Regions from separate parts of the Homo sapiens genome. Here region 2 is linked to region 1. Evidence: chromatin loops called from intact Hi-C (ENCODE). Cell type or tissue: PC-3. All regions are shown on one strand. Each heading gives the region's core, and the rest is flanking DNA. Links, peaks and the distances in the headings are about the cores only. Region 1 holds the start of GPR87 (G protein-coupled receptor 87). Region 2 overlaps AADACL2-AS1 (AADACL2 antisense RNA 1).

Region 1 (4,395 bases), core at 1-4,000:
TCCTCTTAGCATGTTATCTCTGGTTAGGGCATTTTCTCAGTGTCTTCATGAAATAAAGATTTTCTGGCGGGATACTTTCTTTTTATAGGCTGTATCCTTAAATATGAAATTCAGCCATCCATCTGCTCTTCTAGGCCCTTGTCCTTAACCCATGTATACCTGCAACACATTTCAAGTAGAGGTCAGAAACAAGAGTCTGAGGATGAGATGTTGCTGAAGGATTAAGAGAATATGCCTCTTTGATCCCTAACTTCATGGAGACAGTTAATCTCAATTGGCAGAAATAATAAATATCAACAGGGTGTCTGGCTTTTTTCCCCCCAGTATAAAGTAATATAGAACCAGATTTGTTGCTGTTCATATTGCTAGTAAATTGGAGAACAATTATGAAAGAAATCTCTTGTTAAAAATGTTAATATACCTAAAATAAAAGCAGATTCAACTTGAGAATGTGATGTAAAATTCCATAGCAGATAAATCTTAAAATAAGAAATCAAAAAGTCACTCTACTTTAGGCTCATCTATCTTTTAAAAGTCCTTATTAAAATTTAAAAGAACTGAGATCTCCATGCTTGCTTCTTGTTTTCCTCATTGCAGTGAAAACTTCCCAAACAGTTTGAATGTGGAACAACAGTAAGCTGTTCCTAACCTGTTTGTCAGTCACTGGGCAGTTTTCTCAGTGCCTTTCCTGACATGTTTTAACATGACTTCTCCAGGGATCAGAATGAGGATTGCCCTGTTCTTTGTGGTACAATGAAAAGACTGAGATTATTTTATCAAAATGAGACAGTTGGGAAAGAGAAAAATCTTTGTCTCTCTCTTTAAAAAAAAACAATACGGATAAACGATTATGAAACAAATTTTAAGTTTTGGGTCCTGGGAAACAATTATAAGAGACTTTGACTTTTACTCATCTAATAAAGTAAATGTGGTTTAAAAAAAAATGTACTAAATAGGAGTGATTGCCAAAACATTGTTTCTACTTTTGAAGGCACAATATGTAGTTTATATTTCTGCCTGCCTGAGCTGGAAACAGTTGAAGCTTCATGGCTCACAGTGGTGCCTCATATCTTACTGTCAGCATTCTAATTTCTAGTTTTTCTTCAAACCTCAGAGTTAAGCAGAAGTATAATTACAGTTTTTAATCATTGCTGTGTCTTATCAACCACGGCTTTTAAGAAAATGAAAAATTTTTCGTTTACCTTTCATTGTGGTGGCTGGCTGTCCATTCACCTCATACGGTGTCTTCAAGTTGAAACAGGTTTCTTGTCTCTAATTAAGAATAAGCTTTGAAACTAAGGTCGGCAGGGAAGTGGATTTTCTGGTAAAGCATGAAAACGAAACATCTCCCCTACCAGACAAGGTAGGTATCTCCCTTACCCCTTTAGAGATTGTCCTTTGGGGCACCCTTTCAAATTCTCCTGCCAGGCGACTACTGGAACAACTTGCTCTCTTGCTAATGTAAATGACTCATAACTAAGAGTAGGTGAGATTTGTCGACTGGGGAAGAGTATTTCCTGAACCTGCAGGAATCAGATGGTGATTCACCTGAAGGAAACACAGAGGGCTGGAGCTTAGACTGCCAGAAGTCTGCTTAAGGAGTGGGGGATGAAGTCTCGGGTTGGGGCCTACTAACTCATCAGATCCAATTTTTAGGTCATTTTTTTTTTCCAGCCTCCTATTGCTATCTAGAAAACATGTATTTGCAGCCTTCCTGCCAATTAAATTTTGGATTAAAAGAAATAAGAATATGCTTTATGACAGATGAATTCTTTGAAAATATTATTCTACATATTATTTAAAGAGTATTGTTGTAATTGATAACTTTGGAAACTTGTAGTCTTATGAAACTAATGAAATCTGTAGACATATTTTTACACATACACAATAGACATATTTTTACACATACACAATGATAAGTATTCAAAATATGTTAAATTATTCAGGGGCTGGGTTCACTGACTCCTTTGAATGCTGACCTTTAACATAAAACAATTTATTTTATTGCTTTAAAAAAGCATCCAACAATGACAAATTTATATAATCATATCACTTTTTTTTTTTTTTTTTTTTTTTTTTTTTTGTGAGACGGAGTCTCACACTGTTGCCCGGGCTGGTATGCAGTGGCATGATCTCAGCTTGCTGCAACCTCCACCTCCCGGATTCAAGTGATTCTCCTGCCTCAGCCTCCTGAGTAGGTAGGATTACAGGTGCCCACGACTACACCCGGCTAATTTTTTGTATTTTTAGTAGAGACGGGGTTTCTCTATGTTGGCCAGGCTGGTCCTGAACTCCTGACCTCATGATCCGCCCGCCTCAGCCTCCCAAAGTGCTGGGATTACATGTGTGAGCCACTGCGCCCGGCCACTTTTTCTGATTTGTAAATAATTTTCTTGCTTTCAGATGAGAATCTCAAAGATTCTGATATTTTCTTGAATGCAACATTTAAATACATTTAAAAAAATAAAATTTCATCAAATGGAATCAAAACCTGTTATTGTGGATGAAGATAAATGAAAATAATCAAAGGTGAAAACTTTTTTGGAGTGAATAAATCTATAATAGGTATTACTTAGTGTTTACTTGTGTCTTAAGGAAATAATGTGTACGTACTAGTTGATTTTCCTTATGTTTTTACAGAAAAACAAATGGGTGTTTAACTTAAAAATCAAGAGTTGGGTATCAAAATTATATTTTTTGTATTTTCCTATCTGCTTCCTAACCATACAAAAACAGACACCTACAATTTTAATTTTTTTTTTTTTTACATTCTGCTTTGGGTGGATTAAGTATGTTACGGAAAAGTAGCTAGTCCTGGGGAAGGTGTTTGAATAACAATTAGCCAACTTAATAATGGCCTAATCTTTTAAGAATTTGCAGATTTACAAACAATCCTTCATTTAGTTTTGACTCTCTCTGTGCTATTTTATACTTCCCCATTGATTTAGCATTTGAAGCCAGTTTCTTTTCTTTTCTTCTTTTTTTTTTTTTGAAACCAGTTTGTTGTATTTTGAGCAGAAGGGTTATGCTATGCAGACTTTAGTTTGGGAGATTTGTCCTTGTGTTGACCTTTTTGCCATTTTTTCATGATGATTCATAAATAATAAATGAGGTACTGCTCATAATTTGACATTTTACTGCCAGAACAACTAACTGTTAAGTACTAAAGGCATCAGTCAAAGGGAGAAGCATCTCTTATGGCCCCCATAAAAGTATGTTGTGCAAAGAACTTTGCTGCAAGTACTGAGGATTATCACCCCAAATTTCCAGTGATGTGTATAAAATCTTAGTAGGGAGCTTATTCTGACAGATATTTGACAGGCTTCTGTTATAAGAATAAAGACCTTTTAAAAAAAAGAGAGGGCCCTACTGTGAAAGGGTTATCATAGGCCCTTCTAAGTGCGAAGAAGGGCTTGTGAGGGGCCTATGAAATTTTCCTGTATAATGAAGCATCTTTAACTTTATGTGTGATGGTGTTAAGTAGGAAATAAGGTGATGTCCCTTCACTACAGTAGGTGGCCCCCTTTTTCTCCTGAAGTGGGCTTGGGATAGGATGCACTTTTTCCTTTCCCAATACCTCTGTAAGCAACGTGCCCGGGACGGTAGCCTAACAGCTGGCTTGGAGTGTTTCAGTGTTTCGTTGGCTGGCAGCGCAAATTTAGTATAGTAACAAAAAAGTTAACGCAAGGCAGCCTTTATGCGTTAGTCTTAAAGTATATTATGCCAGTCTCAAGTTGGGACTTGTGAAAGCTGGTCTTACCTAACATTCCAAAAGGGAAGTAATACATGTTTAGTCATGAAAAAAGTGTAACACTTTGATGCAAAGAGCAGCTAACAGCCAGCCCATAGCTTTATTATTGTTCACATAATCGAAAGGTAAACCAGCATAATTTTTTTCCTGCTGGTTTTTATAGCAAGTCTCACATTTCATAAAAGCCCCGGGAATCTTCATAGCGATAATTTCCTTTCCACTTCATTGGAAAATCCTGTTAAATGCAGGGCACTCTTTTATTAATTTTGTTTAGCCATTACAAACCCCAAATTTATTTTAAATACAGAACATCCAGGTGTGTGTGTGTGTGTGCGTGTGTGTGTGTGTGTGTGTGTGTGTGTGTGTGTGTGTCGGCCACCAGAAAACTTTAAAAAATTTTGTTTTGTTTTTATACTAGGGTGATTTTTTTCCTTCTAACATTATTTTTAAAGGTATTAAGACTACAAACAAATTGAAAGAATTGTTCAACTAGATTTCATCTAGATTTATAAATTGTTACTGTTTTTCACATATACTCTTCCCCACTCCAACATATTTACTGACGACAGTAAAATGTCAGATTATGAGCAGTACCTCATTTATTATTTATGAATCATCATGAAAAATGGCAAAATCTGCATAGC
Region 2 (4,402 bases), core at 283-4,282, 590 kb after region 1:
GGAGACAATGGTGGGGGAAGGTCAGAGAGACCTTGAGGCTTCTTCAATTCAGCATGTCAAAGCACCATACTTTGGGGTATGGTTTCTGACACACAACAAGGTCATTCAGGGACACAGCTTCCTTCTGAGAACTAAAAATAAAATCCTACACCCACCCCCTAACCCCTAACCAACTGATTGGGCTCACTCTCAGCCAAGGGGACTCCAGAGAAACCTTAAAAACTGAGTTCCTGGCCATAACTGGACAGGCGGTTGGATATGCCTATTTATAGCCCCTTCCTTTTGTGGTTTAGACATACAAGTGAGCAGCATTAATGTAAAAATAGAGATGATAAGACAGGCAGAATGGGCTCTTTCTGACAAAAAGACACCAAGTTATAAACAAGACCTAAGGCCACTGCAGGCAAAAGTTACATCATGCACCCCTACACTTAAAGAATAAACTATGTACTCACTGCCACGAGGATTTTCTTTTTCTCTAGCAGCTAAATAAGCACTGGCCTTGAGATAAACAGTATTGAAACAATTGCAGCTCATCCACTTCCAGGCACTGACTCACTGATTCCCCTGTTCCACAAGCCAGAACTATAGCTTTGATTAGACCAGAGACTGATTTCAGTAACTTTCTCCTGATAAGAGACCACCCACATGGACAGGTTCTGGCTTATTTACCGAGGCTTTGCACTGAATGCCTTCATGTCCCCGCTTCACATTTTGACATATAGGGCCTAATTGTCATGCATTTAAATGTTAAGTCTCTACCCCAAAGTGAATATGGGACAAATGTAACATATATGTTTGTTCAGTTTGCATGTGTTAAGACCCCCTTCATGAATATTCAGAGCTATAACCTGTTGGATAGACTTGATCAAGGCATTCTGTATAAATTCCTATTTCATCCTTCCCTCCCTCCAAGTGCCTGCCAATGGCCTCTGCCAGGGGCTATGCTTTCCAGCCTGTCAGAATGGCCACCTTGCAAGCTGTAACCCTTTATAAGAAATAGTCTCCTTTCCAAATTTATAGATATTGTGATTTATAGATTTTTTTTAGTTCATGCTTCTATCCGATGGCTTCACCAGCCTATGCAATTGTATCCACATCTAAAAGGACAAATATTATTTACATCCTTTGATACAGTTCGGATACTTGTCCCTGCCCAAATCTTATGTTGAATTGTAAACCCTAATGCTGGAGATGGGGCCTAGTGGACGTTGTTTGGATCATGAGAGTGGATCCCTCCAGGCTTGGTGCTGTCTTTGCTGTAGTGAGTGAGTTCTCCAGAGATCTGGTCATTGAAAGGTGTGTGGCACCTCCCCCAACCCTACTCTCCCTCTTGGTCCTGCTTTTACCATGTGATGTGCCTGCTCCCCCTTCACCTTCCACCATCATTGTCAGCTTCCTAAGGCTTCCCTAGAAGTTGTGCAGATGCCAGCACCATGCTTCCTGTAAAGCCTGCAGAATCGTGAGCGAATTAAATCTCTTTTTTTTTTTTTTCTTTTTTTGGTGGTGGTGACGGGGAGTGTGGGTGTTTGTTTGCTTTTATTTTCCTGCCTTCTGCCTTTTGAAACCTCTTTTCTTTATAAATTTCCCAGTCTCAGGTATTTCATTATTGCAATGCAAGAATGGCCTAATACACCCTCCACATCCACATTATCAGTTTCAGGAAGGAGAGAAGAGAGAGTGCAAAAGGCCTCCTCTTTTAACCACATGAAGCACATGTCCATTCCACTCCTTTCCATTTGCTAGAATTTAGTCCCACCATCAATCCTGACTGCAAGTGAAAATGAGACATATAGTCTCTAACTGGTAGCCAAGGCCCCAGCTAAAACTCAGTATGTTCTATAACTAAAAGAAATAAGAGGAAGATTTCTATAGCAGGACAAATAGAAGCCTCCGGCCCCAGCTGTTGGTGTTAACAACTGAAGTCCAGAGGTTTTCTTCCTGCTTCACTCAGCAAGAAAAGGTCTGAGCACAAACAACTGTAGCTCAGTATTTGTCACCCTGGTACTATTGACACTGTAGGTCACATAATTCTTTATTGGTGGGCTGGAGGATATTCTGGGCATTGTTGTATATCTAGCAGCATCCCTGGCCTCTACCCACTACATGCTAAGAGCACCCCCTACTCCAGCTGTGACAACGAAAAATGTCTCCAGATATTGCCAAATTTCCCCTGGGATTAAACTGGTTCTAGCTGACGACCACTACTCTACCTATAAGATGCTATCTCAGGGAGTCTATTCTTTTAAGGAATCTCCCCTTTGTTTTTAAATATGATATCCCTGAATGCTAGAATCTTCCATAGGTGTCAAGTTAATCCTATTCCCCTAGCCTTTTGACTCACTCAACAAATAATCTATTAAACACATACTAAATAAAGACTTCATGCTGATTGATGAGACGATATGGAGAGGAATTAGGAACCACATCCTTAGAGCTTCATAGTTTCATAAAGAAGATAATACATGCAAAGAATTATATGGGCTATAAAAAAATAGATATTGACATATAATAGCAATAATACATGACTGAAAGTGAGACATGCCCCTCATATTACTAACTTCTTTAGAATGTTCCTAAGTCCAGCGTGGGTCAATGCACAGTTTTTATTTTATTTGCTGTTGGGATGATTAACACATAAACCTTGTGTTTTTCCTACATTTGCATCTTAAGATGTTCATCTTTAACCCTCTGGAAACTGGTCTCATTAATCCAAGTATTCCCTCACTGCTGTTACATATTGATTAGTAAAATAAAAAGATGTGGTTGTCTGAAGATCTACTTAAGGCTACAATGCTTCATATTTTAGTCTGGGGTCATTGGTTGTAAGTAACAGAGACTCACATAGAGCATATTAGGTAAAATCCAAAAACCTATTAAAAGAGTATAGGGTCTATTTTTCACTACAAATATAGATCTTTAAAATATAAAACAAAATCCTTTCATCTAGTATCAGGATTTTTTTTAACTGATGGTAAATGTTAATTACTGTAAGAAACTTCCATCTTTCATTTAATTTTTATCACTTTAGAAAATCTAATCAGTATCTTTACACTAATTTTACTTGTCTTGTTAGATGAGTTAGTAAGGCTGGTAAATAATTTATAATAACCAGGTCTTATTAAAAATCTAATCCCTTTAGGTATCTAAATTTCTTGTTTTTTCTCTTCTACCCTGGATGTCTGTATTTTGAAGAATTAGACTTTGGAAGTACAGTGGACATAAAACCACTCTTTTCCACTCTGCCTCACTCAACCTTAACAAATCTGCCCATGCCCTGTAATTAGAGATTCTGCTCCCAGATAAACTCCTAAATGAACAAGGATCACATGCTATGTCCTGAATGTAGATTTTCTTTCAAAATTCTTATGTTGCAACCTAATACTCAGTGTGGTACTATTAAGAAGTAGGGCCTTTATGAAGTGATTAGGATAAAATTGATAATCTTATAAAAGAAGGTGGAGGAAGCCTCTAGCCTCTTCTGCCATTGGCATAATCTATAAAGAATGAGCCTTCACTGGACACCGAATCTTAATTTTGAGCTTCCCAGACTCCACAACTATGAGCAATACATTTCTGTTGTTTATAAATTATTCTAAGGTATTTTGTTGTAGCAGCCTGATCAGACTAAGCTACCACACAATCCATCTCTTTAGCCACAGCAGATAGAATAGAAGGAGGGTTTAATACCAGACCAATAATAGGGCAATTAATTAGTTTCTTTCTCAAAGGAAGTTCTTGAAGATTAAATGAGGATGATCCCTTATTTTCTGCTACGTAATGAGCAAAGAAGATGTCAATCTAAAGGATAGAGCAAAATAAGAGACTTCTTAGGGGACCAGACATACACTCCTGGAAGTTTGAATGTATATGTAAATGTAGTGACTCAAACTGTTTCTTACCCGGAAGACTGAGAAGACTAAAAGCTTGCTAGATTACTCCATATCAGCAAATATATAAGAAGCAAAAGCAATGTAACTTTTATTAGCCTGGCAAAGACATGCAAGTTTTTCATTGATCAAGGGGAATTAGGCTTGAACCATTTTACTAGTCCTCAGTTCAGAGACCCATCACCTAAGTAAGATGATCATAGAAGCACAAGTTGGAGCTGCTGAGTGGCTCAAAAACGTCTGCTTGAAAACACAAGACCCAGATAACTCTGCATCAAGGAGACTTCCTACAGGTCCTCCAAGGAACTCATACGTGTTGCCCATGCAGGCCACTGTAAGGAGACTTGTTACCTACATGACGTCAAAGACCAGGGACTACAGCAACATGAATCTGACCTTAGAGGAATCTGAGAGCAGAAGAGAAAGGAGGGTATAATCTTAAGGCAGAAAAGGCTTTGAATTAGAATTTTCAGTGAAGTTTTTCTAATAACTGAATATGACCACACTTATCC

The links. A loop is a pair of places that touch in the nucleus more often than their neighbours do. Peaks named below come from ENCODE experiments on the same cell type or tissue, not always from the same donor. Only the 100,000 strongest peaks of a DNase experiment are listed, where the experiment ranks them.
Region 2: a loop joins it to region 1, with 2.6 times the contacts of the local background. A loop is called at or near these places in 3 of 110 quality-filtered maps.

The regions. Positions count from the first base shown.
Region 1 is chr3:151,315,384-151,319,778 of GRCh38, forward strand. The region is part of intron 16 of MED12L (mediator complex subunit 12L); the gene reads left to right. GPR87 (G protein-coupled receptor 87) reads right to left here and starts at 1,437. Exons shown (of 3, transcript NM_023915.4): 1 at 1,203-1,437. RefSeq lists an enhancer at 823-2,022. In PC-3, for the core only: no CTCF peak of the experiment used is centred there; a DNase peak (open chromatin) is centred at 1,518; H3K4me3 peaks cover 2,560 bases; H3K27ac peaks cover 3,875 bases.
Region 2 is chr3:151,903,337-151,907,738 of GRCh38, forward strand. The region is part of intron 1 of AADACL2-AS1 (AADACL2 antisense RNA 1); the gene reads right to left. Among named protein-coding and RNA genes, the nearest start is that of AADACL2-AS1, 23 kb to the right of the region's middle. In PC-3, for the core only: no CTCF peak of the experiment used is centred there; a DNase peak (open chromatin) is centred at 2,515.